Linked DNA regions of Homo sapiens: region 2 is linked to region 1. The links are chromatin contacts, found by Hi-C or POLR2A ChIA-PET in ENCODE. All regions are on one chromosome and are shown on one strand. Each heading gives the region's core, a stretch centred on a gene start or an enhancer-like site at or near the end of the contact. The rest is flanking DNA. Distances are from core to core; before and after follow the strand shown.

What was found. A loop is a pair of places that touch in the nucleus more often than their neighbours do. ChIA-PET counts read pairs that join two places held with the same protein, here RNA polymerase II (POLR2A). Pooled maps may share reads with other maps.
Region 2: a loop to region 1 is called in a pooled map, with 4 times the contacts of the local background. The contact joins two enhancer-like sites. A Hi-C loop is called at or near these places in 1 of 168 maps with a recorded cell type or tissue (heart left ventricle) and 2 of 50 pooled maps. POLR2A ChIA-PET finds 5 or more read pairs at or near these places in 1 of 52 experiments (Panc1).

What each region holds. Positions count from the first base shown.
Region 1 is chr15:93,151,141-93,154,802 of GRCh38, forward strand. The region is part of intron 4 of LOC101927025 (a long non-coding RNA gene); the gene reads left to right. Among named protein-coding and RNA genes, the nearest start is that of RGMA, 64 kb to the left of the region's middle. Within about 2 kb of position 1,936, at least 2 of the 41 ENCODE cell types and tissues checked have a DNase peak (open chromatin) inside an H3K27ac peak, as active enhancers do.
Region 2 is chr15:94,117,575-94,121,236 of GRCh38, forward strand. No RefSeq gene overlaps it. Among named protein-coding and RNA genes, the nearest start is that of LINC01581, 11 kb to the left of the region's middle. Within about 2 kb of position 2,002, at least 12 of the 41 ENCODE cell types and tissues checked have a DNase peak (open chromatin) inside an H3K27ac peak, as active enhancers do.

The DNA of each region.
Region 1 (3,662 bases), core at 686-3,185:
CTTTCGGCAGCAGAGTCATGGGCTGGCTCAGCAGGTCCGAGTTAGATCATTGGCAGAACCGGCTGGTGCCAACCTTTAAATTTTAGGGCTGCCTCTTCTATCCTGGTCAAGAGCTTCATTTGTTACATAATCATGTGTCTGTAGCTGCCCCATGGCCTCATAAAATGTGCAGCTTAACGGGGACGTTTTCTTCTTGCCTGAAGCTTTGGCCGTGGGGCCTTCAGTCCAGCCACAGCTGGCCTGAGCTGGGGACAATGACAGTTCACAGGATTCCATGTGCTCTCCCACTTCTCTGCTCATAAGTTTTCCCCATAAACCCAACTTTTTTAAAAAATGAGGATGACTCATATAAAGATATGATTTGTACCAGATTGGTTTGTAAATGCAACATAATCCCAAATAATTTTTTTATAATTTTTTTTAAAAATTTACCGTCTTTACCATTTTTAAGCCTACAGTTCAGTGGTGACTAATACATTCATATTCTTTCTCTCCCTTCATGCCTCCTTCCTCCTCCCCTTCCAGCCTCTGCTAACCACCAATCTACGCTGTCTCATGATACAGGTATGTGTGTCCTTTGCATGGCAATGCTAATATTGTTGCCACCACCTTCTCATACCAGTCTGACATTAATTCCTGCCCTTTAGTGACTGTGAGTTCCAGTCTTGAATGGGCATAGAATTTGTCACAGCGATAGCTAACAATTAGTGTTACTACATGCTGGGCACCATGCTAAGAGTTTTGTATGTATTAACTCACTTATGTAGGTCGGTGAAATTATCTTTTTTTTTCTATGCAGTTCACTTTTCTTTCCCCCAGAAAAGGAACCGAGGCACAGCGAGGTTAATAATTTTTTCAAGGTCACACAGCTATAAATGGCGAGACCAGGATTCAAACCTAGGCAGTCTTCCTTTAAAGGCATTAAACTCTATGCTGGTGATGAGCAGGTGGGTAGAGAAAAGGTTCAGGGATAAAAATAAAGTGGTTTCTTACATTTATTCCAAGATTTTAGCAGGTCAGCTGTGAGTACCAAACTTTCAGTGCTATGAGTGTCTGGGTGTTTTGGCTGGTTTGCTTGCTTTCTCTGTGTTCCTAGGTGTGCAAGTGGGAAGAGGGGGTGGGACACATCCTGCAGAGAGACCTGCCGTGCTCCCCACTGGAGACTGCAGCCTCCACTTCCCACAATCCCTTGCATCTTTGTCTCTAGTCTGTGGCCTGGCTTCCCCCAAGAAGACGTGTCTCATGAGATGTGGAAGGAGAGGGTGAACAGCATTAAGTGACACTGTTTCCACTGCTTCTGTGTGCTCGAGGAAGTGTTGGGTTTTCCTGTGACAACCGCAGCAGAGGTCCCAGCAGTGGGGAGGTGAGGGAGTTAGAGCAGGCTGTCTGGTGGCCCTGGTGCCAGCAGGTGAGACAGCGACCTCCTCATTACCTGGCTTCTCAATCAGGACCAAGGCAGCAGCTTGTCATTTGGGAGTCATTCCTGGAAGCTTAGCTCTGAGCCTACTCTACAGCCATTCCATCAGCTTTGCAAGGACGTAGGTCACTGTATTAAGTCCTTTTCTGTGTAAACTAGGTAGAGTGTTTCATGCTATTTGCAATTGAACCTGGTGATACAATAGGTTTTTGTTATTCGTGGTATTTAATGAGAGGTTTTTTTTCCTTTTTTTTAAAAAAAAAACATGATTGGTTCAGATTGAGCTCATGGTAAACTAAAGCCATCAGCTTTCTTTTCCCATAAATGTTCTTAGGATAGTCACCCCCATTGTGGGTGCATGCGATCCACCGAAGTTGCTTGCCCTGAGTCCATCAACCCAGCAGGTGAGGTCCTTTTGAGTTACTGTCTCAAAACGATGAAAACCACATTGTTCTCACTGCCAAAACCTTGTCCCATTGCTCCATGATGCTGTCTCCAGCTGGGTTTCTGCCAAGAGTTTTCTTGGCTTGTTCTCTGCTCCTGGAAAGGAACAGCCTGTCCTCCAGTGCTCTGGCCTCCTGGGGAGCCCATCAATGCCTCCACCTTCCTCTCTGTGTCTCTTGGAGGACCCCGGGGTTACTGCTCTGACACCCTTCCTCTCCCCCTCTTCTGAGGGCAGTCGTCCAAATTCCTCCAGGATCTGGCCTAGAAACACTTGCTCAGCAGCACATGGGCAGGGCCATTAGGTACAGTCGGGGTGCGCTGTCCCGCAAGGATTCCACTTAGAAGGGTGTCCATGCAGACTTGTTTCATGCTCAGACCTCCCAGTGGAGTGTGTGTGAGAAGTTTCACTATCACTGTATGCTTTTTAAACTGCAGCTGATAACCCTTTACTAGGGAAAAAAACTGATTTAGAGGACTGTGCCGCATTGACTATATAGAAGTTTGTTGTACATAGGAAAGGTTAATATTGTCTGGAGCATCTTTTGCTAGTTGTATGTGTATCAGTTAAGGTTCCACCAGGGAAACAGAACCAGTAGGAAATATAAATGAATAAATAATCATATATAAAACTTTTTTTTTTTTTTGAGGTGGAGTCTCTCTCTGTTGCCCAGGCTGGAGTGCAGTGGCATGATCTCGGCTCACTGCAACCTCCACCTCCCGGGTTCAAACGATTCTTCTGCCTCAGCCTCCCAAGTAGCTGGGATTACAGGTGTGTGCTACCATGCCTGGCTGATTTTTGTATTTTTAGTATAGATGGGGTTTCACCATGTTGGCCAGGCTGGTCTTGAACTCCTGACCTCAAGTGATCCGCCTGTGTCGGCCTCCCAAAGTACTGGGATTAAAGGTGTGAGCCAGCATGCCCAGCCTAAAACTCTTTCTATCTTAAAAAATATGTATGTGTGCATCTCCAAAAAAATTTACAGCAAGGAATTGGCTTGCCTTATTCTGGGATTGGCCAGTCAAGTCCAAAGTCCACAGGGCAGGAAGGAAGGGCAGCAGAAACTTTCCAGCACAAGTTGATGCTATCCCCAGGGAGAATTTCTTCTATTTCAGGGAAGCCTCTATTCTGCTCTTAAGACCTTTCAACTGATTCCACCAGGCCTGCCCATATTATCTAGGATAATCTTCTTTACTGAAAGTCAACTCACTATAGACTTTATATCACATCTCCAGAATACCTTCCCAGCTACACCCAGCGTAGTGTTTGACCAAATGGCTGGGCAGTAGCCCAGCCATGTTGACACATAAAACTGACCATCACAATATGTGTGTTTATGCACTGAGTCAGGATTAAAAATGAATTTCTGACTGTAAAATATAATTTAAAGAGCTCAGGAGGAAGTCATCTCCTCCTTGTGCCCTCTGTTTTGGAAGCAGACATATTCAGATCTGCCCCTTTCCCTCTGTCATTCGCTCCAGGTTTTTTTATTTTAATTCTTAGAGATATTCCAGCTTCCTCCAAGGGTATAAAGTCGGCCTTATGGAGCGGGGGCACTTGACACACCGGTCACAGGGCTGGGCCACACTGGAAACCAGGGGGTTCTCCCAGCCGAGCTCCAAGAAGGATTCTCGTGGTGGTGTGTGCACAAAAGGAAGAATCTGCTTTCTGTGTATTCCGAGTGAATCCTGAAATTCCAATAAGCAAAGTCCTACAGGAAACAGCAATGCGTAGTCCCTAAGTGGAAAAGCTCACAGTCACACAAAACTTCCAGTCCTATGTCAGAAAATCTCTAAGGAACCA
Region 2 (3,662 bases), core at 752-3,251, 970 kb after region 1:
TTCTATAAGAAATTTCTTAAAGAAATTAAGAAAGCTGTCTAAGAGCTTTATATCCTAAAAAGCACCAGGCCCACTGATACAAATTCCTTTCACATTATTAAAGAAAAGGTTATGCTGATGCCATTTTAAATGTTTCATTGCAAAAGAAAAACATCCAAAATCATATTTGTAAGGCCAGCATAATAATCATACCAAATCATAGAAGGTCTGCATAAAAACTGAAGAAATAAAACTTGGTACAGTCTCACATCCTATCAAAGAATTGAGCAGAGCATTATAAGAAAAATATGCTACAGTGAAGAAAAGTTTGTACCAAGATGCAAGAATAGATTCTCAATAGGAAATCTATTAAAAGAACTCACCATATTGAAAGTTCAAGAAAAAGTCATAAATATCTCAACAGACATCAAGATGGCATTTAATGAGTTGATGGCCATGCACAATTTAAAATCAAATTAATCATTTTACTATGCAGCCATAAAAAATGATGAGTTCATGTCCTTTGCAGGGACATGGATGAAATTGGAAATCATCATTCTCAGCAAACTCTCGCAAGAACAAAAAACCAAACACCGCATATTCTCACTCATAGGTGGGAATTGAACAATGAGATCACATGGACACAGGAAGGGGAACATCACACTCTGGGGACTGTGGTGGGGTGGGGGGAGGGGGGAGGGATAGCATTGGAGATATACCTAATGCTAGATGACGAGTTAGTGGGTGCAGCGCACCAGCATGGCACATGTATACCTATGTAACTAACCTGCACATTGTGCACATGTACCCTAAAACTTAAACTATAATAATAATAAAAAAAGAAAAAAAAACAATAACAATCACTTTAAGCATAAAAAAATAAAGTTTTGTTTAAAATTAAAAAATTAATCATTTTATTTCAATAGATAGGTGAACACTTGCTCAACATGTTAAAAATATTATACATATTAAACCAAAGCCAGCCTTATGCTTAATTGTGAAATACCAGAAATATTTACATTAAAGGTACAAACTAGGTGAGGATTTCATCTAATACTACCGGTAAATGGTGGGGCTCCAATGTGAACACAGATCTGTTCTGTCTATTGTGGATAATGATTTCCAAGAAGAATCAAATCAATACATCAATCAATTCATCAATGATACTATTTTGTGAAAAGATAAATTAAAAACCAGTATTATATGTCTTTGTAACAAAACCCCAAAACCATGAAAACTTAGATTTGCATATTTATCTCATATTGATGTGTTTTTATATACACAGAAAAAAGTCTGAAAAATCACACACAAAGTTTTTACCATGATGAGAGAGAGGGGGAGCATTGCAAGGGAATATTAATTACTTTTTATTGTTTATAAAGTGTTTATATATTCTTTGAGGTCCCCCCACTTCCTGTCCCCAAGGGATGTGTATTACTTTCATAATCAGGAAAAATGACAAATTTCCAATATAGACAAAAAATTAAATGAGTCACATAGAAATATTAAGGCAATTATTACTTATGAAAATATTCCTATGGCACAAGTAGAAGCATGATTCCCCCACCAGTAAAGCCAAGAAAAATAATCTAAGGAGATGTTTTAATACTATTTAAAAATTCAAATAGTGGATACTTCTTTTGCAGACTCCTTTGAATAAAACAATACTTTCATCGAAATCTGTGTTCTCTTACGTTGATACGTTGATGAGTGTTTGAGAGATTATTTAAACGTTCTTTTCCCGGGAGAAAACCAAAGGCAAACTGTTGCCGTCCCGGCCCCCAGTCATCCCCTTCTGACCCCCTCCAGCCCAACTTCTGGTCTTCCTAACTCTTCCAGGAACACAGAAGCTGCTAGCTGGCAGGCCGAGGTTGAATTTGGCTCACAGTTGTATTTTGTTTGTCCTGCTGTAAATTACTGGTGTTAGTTGCCAATATTGGAGATTTGGGAAACTCCACAAGAAAATATCCAGTCTTCTTAAAAATCTGGAGACTCTGGTAGGGCTGACCCATAGTCTTGCCTGGGAATGGTCAGAGCCCCGGGCAAGTGCTGCTGGCTGCTTTACAGGAGGCCTCCAGCTCCTGGTGTCCTTGGTCCCCTGAAGGACTGCACCCTAGGGGAATGGATTTGTGCCTTACAAATCGTTACAAACCTTACAAACCTTTCAAAGCCTGCATCTAGCCCTCATCTGAAGTCATTAACCATTGACAAAGATGGATTGTGTCATCCTATTCGTGGAAATTTTTCATTTTATGAGAAAGCAAACCTATAAAAACATTTCTGCTCACATTTCAGGTACTAACCTGTCAAGAGATATACTGTTTTACCTGAAACAACACAAATCCCATAGTGGATGTGATCTTTTAAACAGTCACCTTTAGAAAATTCTGAGAAAGTAAAGCTTGCTTTTAAATCAAGTTGGGTTATAAGGCTTTTTCAATTAGAAAAACAGTCTAAGTAGTTTTTGGAGCCTTCTAGTCAACTCAGAACACCGTGCAATGCTGTCACCTTGTGGCTAAGTCCATGAAATAGCCCCAGCACCATTTCATGAAATCATGTTGCCATCTTGTGGGCTATTCTAAGACAGCATGACGTGTACTAAAGAGCTCAAAGGCCCGGAACTTAACTTGACTATGGAAATAGCCACCAAACGGTTCACAAGTGACACTAACAGTGGCTAATTATCTGTGGATAGCTGCAACATTACCAGTTCAATGTCTATGACGCCATAGAATCTTGGTGCTACAAACAAATGCAGATTTGTACCCAAGAGAGTTGAGAACCAGTTATCTTCGAGAATAAGAGAACGCAATCATGCATCTGAAATGGTTTGGATTAATGATTCTCGACTGTTTTTTGCTGGCTGCTTCAGAATCAACGGAGGTGCTTGTCAGAAACCCATGTCTTGGATTCCAGCTCAGAAACTCTGATTAAGTGTGTCTTGGGCTGATCTCCAATATCTGTATTTTTAAGAACCCATTTGGTGACTTGGTGAGCACTCTGATTCATGAACCTGGGTAACATGCCAGCTAGTGGCACTAGATTACATTCATCTGTGTGTTCAAAATTTGCTGAGTGTTTAGGTGCAGTGTGCTGAGTTAGTTTTGATTTCAAATTAAAGAGCCCTCATTGCTTCAAGATGTGCACTCTTAAATGAGGAGATACAAGCATGCAATTAAAGTAAGAAAGGCAATTTAGATTATGCGAGAGCGTCCAAAGGGTAGCAGAAGAGGGATCCCCACAAGTTTTCTCCAGTGAGAACACAGTGGCTTTCAAGGAACGTACTGTTGACCCTTGACAACACGGGTTTGAATTACATGGATCCACTTATCGGTGGATTTTTTTTTCACCTCTGCCACTCCTGAGACAATAAAACCAACCCCTCCTCTTCTTCCTTCTCCTCAGCCTACTCAATATGAAAATGAAGAGGATAATTTTTATAATGATCTACATCCACTTCCACTTAATGAACAGCAAATATATTTTCTCTTCCTTATGATTGTCTTAATAACATTTTTTTCTCTAACATACTTCATTGTAAGAATACAGTATGTAACACATACACAAAATATTTGTTAATCAACTGTATGTTATTGGTAAGGCTTTTGGTCAACAGTAGACTATTAGTATTTACATTTTTGAGGAATCAAAAATTATATGCAGATTTTCAACTGCAAGGGGTT